Regions from separate parts of the Homo sapiens genome. Here region 2 is linked to region 1. The links are chromatin contacts, found by Hi-C or POLR2A ChIA-PET in ENCODE. All regions are on one chromosome and are shown on one strand. The core of a region is the stretch at or near the end of the contact, and the rest is flanking DNA. Distances in the headings are between cores, read along the strand shown.

Region 1 (2,700 bases), core at 54-2,553:
TGGGGCAGGAGAATCACTTGAACCTGTGAGGTGGAGATTGCAGTGAGCCAAGATTGTGCCACTGCTTTGGGAGGGTGGGGCAGGGGAATCACTTGAACCTGTGAGGCAGAGGTTGCAGTGAGCCAAGATTGTGCCACTGCACTCCAGCTCCAGCAACAGTGTGAGACTCCACCTCAAAAAAAAAAAAAAAAAAAAAAAACAGAAAGAAATACCCTAACATACATACTAGAATGGCCCAAAGAAAAATGATTGACAATACAAACTTGGTCAACATACAGAAAAACAAAACTCTTAAACACTGCTGTAAAATGGCACAATCATTTGGAGAGTGGCCTGGAAATATCTACTAAAGCTAAACATATATCTACTATGTGACTTAGCAATTAAATTCCTAGGAATATACAGAATGTTCAGAGCAACATTATTCACAATATCCCAAAATGGAAATAAACCAAATGTTATCAACAATAAAATGGAGGCCTGGCCCCATGGCTCAGGCCTGTAACTCCAACACTTTGGGAAGCCAAGGTGGGAGGATCGCATGAGGCTATAAATCGGAGACCAGCTTGGGCAACATAGCAAGACCCCATCTCTACAAAAAAGAAACAAAAACAAGCAAAAACAATAAAATGGATACATAAGTTTTGGTGTGTTCTCACAATGGAATACTCTTGTAGAATAATGACAGTGATTAAACAGCTAATGCATACAAAAACATAGACAAATCTCCAGCCACAAATAAAACTAGAATTTTATTTCCATTTGCCTGTTTTCCCCTGGGAAAACACTGTTTCCTTGCAGAGGACTTTCCTGTTAGTGACCCCGCGGGGAAAGCCTCCCAGGCTGAAGGCACTTCACCTATCTCAGCAGTTAGAACAAGCCCTTCAGGGTCCTCATAAAAGTCCCTGGCCTGCGTCAGGGAGAGGCTGATCCCCCAGGGCCGACTGGAATCTGAGCTCAGACCATTAGGAAGCAGGCTCAAAGCATAAGATCCTCGGTGAACAGGCTGTGCAAACGCCAGGTCGAGCTCAGTTGGCGCCGAGCGCCCTTAACCGCACCTAGAGGCCCGACCTGCTGAGGCCCTCAAAGCAGGAGCTGAGGCGGGGGATCCTCAGGCAGGCACTGAGGACAAGGAGGACTTCCATGGGATTACGGCCGCCTACAGAAGAAGTGGACGCCCACCAATAAAGACCAGGCCTGGAAGACTCTGACGGAGCACTACAGCATCCTGAAGTTGCTGGATGGGTATCCCGCAACCCCTGCCTCAGGCTGAGGCTGCCTGCTCTCTGGCCTGGAGAAGGGGAGATGAAGAGAGGAGGCAAGCCTGCTTCCTGGGGCTTTGCCAGAAGCCACAGCCTGCAGCTGCTCTGTCAAATGGCTACAGTCTCTAGAGGACTGAAACCCTTCTCTGAGGCCTTTTGGCCCAGCTCTGTGAAAACAGGACATGGAGGCCCTGCTGGGCTGGTGCTCAGTCTCTGCTTGGTCCCCAGTGTGTAAGTGGCTTCTTTTCTGGGCCTTTCTCTTCCCCCTCTTTACTAACCCCTAATCCCATAGCCCCACCACTCTCTTCCCTTCATGGAGTTCTGCTTTGTGATTTTGTAAAGAAGAAACCTAAAATTTAAGCTAAATTAAAAACAAAACAAACAAACAAAAACCAGACTGCTGAAGGAGGGGATCTTGGTGATGCCAAACATGCTCTCGGGACAAGACAGATCAGTGATTCAAAGCCCGGCTGAGCCATGACAGAGTAAGAAACATGGAGGCCTTCAACAGGTGTCTCAGAATAACTTACGGCAGTCGCTAGAGATTAGATACCTGAAGTTAGGTGAGATAGGATTAGACAATGATAATTTGAGAAATCAATAAATATGAAGCTTTAAAAATTCTTTAAAAATTCAGAGGAACCACTCAGTAAATCTGCCTACATAATAATTATTATATCAAAGATATTTAAAATAAGAAGAAAGTAAATACCAGGAATACGTCTCCTACTTTCCATGTATTCCTTTGACTGCATTATTTGTTCATTCTGCAATGGTCCAGAAATATCAGTTTTTGTCACTGACATAAGAACGGAGAAGACAGAGAGGAGGGAAGGAAAAGAAGAGCTCATTAGTGAAGAGGAGAGAATACATGAGGGAAATGATGAAGAAAGGGGAAAGCTATGGTTGTACAGAGAGAAAACAGGAATTAAGGATGCTAAGTGCACAGCTTCCCTTCACCTGAGTGAACTAGTTGGTACTATTGAACATATATCTGGTACCTCATTCTTTGCAAGAAGTTCTGGAAGCTTCAGAAAGCTCCTCTAAAGATAGTGTCAGAAAGGAGTGAGGGGCTGGAGATAAAGGAAGAAATGGGAACAGCTTTAAAAATCATAGCAGTTTCCAAGTCATATCAAATAATTTTTTAAGCAACAAAATTACTCTCTCTACTAGTAGATTGAATCAAATGAAAGCTACTTTGGAATAAATTTGATGTTGCTCAATGGACTATTGCTAACTCCAAAGATAACAGCACTCTCCCTAGATGATCTTACACTTTTCATGCTTCAGTTGTCACATATGAGAAAAAGTTGAGTTTGTCATAATGCTTTCGGGCCTGGAAACCTCTTAAGCCAGATCAACCTCAATAATTAGGTCAGCATCACCCAATCTGCATGTACAATCTGCATGTGGATATTTTTTTCAAGCTGGTATTTTT
Region 2 (2,700 bases), core at 141-2,640, 48 kb after region 1:
CTTTTTCACTGTTGGTGGGAGTGTAAATTAGTTCAACCATTGTGGAAGACAGTGTGGCAATTCCTCAAGGATCTAGAACCAGAAATACCATTTGACCCAGCAATCCCATTACTGGGTATATACCCCAAGGATTGTAAATCATTCCACTGTAGGGAACACATGCACACATATGTTTATTGCAGCACTATTCACAATAGCAAAGACTTGGAACCAACCCAAATGCCCATCAATAATAGACTGGATAAAGAAAATGTGGCACATATACACCATGGAATACTATGCAGCCATGAAAAAGGATGAGTTCATGTCCTTCACAGGGACATGGATAAAGCTGGAAAGCATCATTCTCAGCAAACTAACACAGGAAGAGAAAACCAAACACCGCATGTTCTCATTCATAAGTGGGAGTTGAACAATGAGAACACATGGACACAGGGAAGGGAACGTCACACACCAGGGCCTGCCAGGGGCTAGGGGACAATGGGAGGGATAGCACTAGGAGAAATACCTAATGTAGATGATGGGTGGATTGGTGCAGCAAACCACCATGGCGCATGTATACTATGCAGCAAACCTGCACATTCCGCACATGTATCCCACGAGCAACAGATGCTCATGATGGTTGTAAAGGATCAACTGTATTTTAAAACATAATTTAATATATACTTTTAATAAACACATTCATATTGTTCAAACTATAACCCATAGATTTTTTTGTTTCCTTTTTTTTAACTTTTATTTTAAGTTTAGGGGTACAAGTGCAGGTTTGTTACATAGGTAAACCTGTGTCCTGGAGATTTGTTGTACAGATTGTTTCATCGTCCAGGTATTAAGCCTAGATTTCTTAGAAGGAAAAAGACACCAAAAATATGTTCTTAAAGGTCAAGGGCTGGGTTTTGTATGATAGCTAGACCATTATCTGTAGGATTTGAGACCCTGGTCAAAGACCATAATAAAATATTAATCTTTGCTGAACACATTCACTTATCTAACCATCTAGTCAAAATAGCTTATGCGCTGCATTTTTAAAGAATAACAGGTGGCCTTTTGTCATTTTATGCCTCTCTATCTGAGCCAAACTATATAATCATTTGCATTATACCTTTGGCTCAAAAACGTTTATATGTTTAGGCTATCAAGGATTATTTTTAATGGTTCCTAAATCATTTTAATCCTCAGAACTACTTTGGCCAATATTTGTCTTTGTTAAAAGTTAAAGGTGAGCACTCAGTATTATGTGAAAATGAATGCAATATTTAATTTTTAGTTTTGTCCTGTTAACATTAGATGATGCCCAGATAGTAAGTCTTTTTGGTAATGTAATCAGTGGATGAGGAATCTGACCATTGTTGAAGGTTTTGTATATAAGAAGTCAATACAACATTGACCAAAATACTAACCAGCCAGAGAAACAGAATCCTAACTATTTCTGAGGAAACTGTAAGTAGAACTTCTGCTGAACAAAATTGTTATTTGAATTATTAGATTTTTTCTTTATCCCAAGTGATGCATTTTTAAAGGCTTAGATATTTGTTGCATATTCACCTGCATAAATGTATCTGTTTAAATTATGGCTTATTCCTCTAGGATTTGATTTATTTTATTCTTTTTTTTGTATGGACATGAGACTCTTAATTATGGAATGACAAATTTGTTTATTATTGCAATTAGTGCCTAATGTGAAAGTCTCATAATTTCTTAACTATTGAATTACAAATTTGTTTATTAAGTTCCTAATGTGAAAGTCTAGTCTCTGTGACTCTTCTTTTTGAGAAGGAATAGATCAGTAATCTAGTGACATATAATTGGCTGTATTAATATGCTATGTTTAATATTTAATATCATCCAAATCAACTGCTGTTGAATTGATCATTATTAATACGATTGTGAAACCTTATAGGCTATTAAAACATTTATTTAAATTATAAACTTTTCAAAACAGAAGTCTAGACCAAATTATATAAATCTCCCTGGGGATGTCCCTATAAAAGCTGGCCCAGGGTCATACTGAAGGAGTATTACAGTGGGGAAGAACATAGCCTTTGGAAATAGACTAGTTTAAAATATGGGCTCCACTACTTTCTATATATTTGGTTGGGCGAGTCCTCTTTTAGCCTTACCTTGCTTATTTGTAAAATGGATAATATAATGCTACCTACTTCATAGAGTTGCTATGAGAATTAAATGAGATAATAGTCATAATAACTATATTTAACTAACGTTTATGAGATGCCCAGCATGTTAAGAACTTTACTTTTGTTATCATAATGAATTCCCCTAACATAGAGAAATGTACTATTACAGGCCCTGTTTTATAGATGAGAACACTGTCTTAGCAAGATAGTTCATTTCACGTATACCATGTTGAACACACAGTACAGCACACAGTGAGTCCTCTGTATGTGTTAATTACTGGTATTTTCCTAGGACTTGGCAACAAGCATTTTGAGAAATTTATTCTGCCCTTGAACATCTTTGAGCCCATTGAGATGTTCTCCAACGCAAACAGTAGGTTAAGTGTCCTCACTTTACAATGGCAAATCACTTAATGGAGGTCATGTGGGTTCCTGAAATGTTTGATGAAAGCCTCTGGTTTGAATGTTACAACACTACTGGTTAGTCTTTATATATTAGTTTATCTCTTCCTAAAATATCACGGTAAAAACAAGGCTTAGTTAAAAACTGATTTTTTTTTTTTTT

The links. A loop is a pair of places that touch in the nucleus more often than their neighbours do. ChIA-PET counts read pairs that join two places held with the same protein, here RNA polymerase II (POLR2A).
Region 2: a map of mammary epithelial cell shows a loop between it and region 1 (19-fold over the local background). The contact joins the promoter of LIPF here to the enhancer-like site in region 1. A Hi-C loop is called at or near these places in 1 of 168 maps with a recorded cell type or tissue (mammary epithelial cell) and 2 of 37 single-sample maps with no recorded cell type. POLR2A ChIA-PET finds 5 or more read pairs at or near these places in 2 of 52 experiments (OCI-LY7 and activated CD4-positive, alpha-beta T cell).

Annotation. Positions count from the first base shown.
Region 1 is chr10:88,615,453-88,618,152 of GRCh38, forward strand. It overlaps a transcript of LIPJ not described here. Among named protein-coding and RNA genes, the nearest start is that of LIPJ, 30 kb to the left of the region's middle. Within about 2 kb of position 1,304, at least 3 of the 41 ENCODE cell types and tissues checked have a DNase peak (open chromatin) inside an H3K27ac peak, as active enhancers do.
Region 2 is chr10:88,663,052-88,665,751 of GRCh38, forward strand. It overlaps LIPF (lipase F, gastric type), which reads left to right and starts at 1,391. Exons shown (of 10, transcript NM_004190.4): 1 at 1,391-1,440.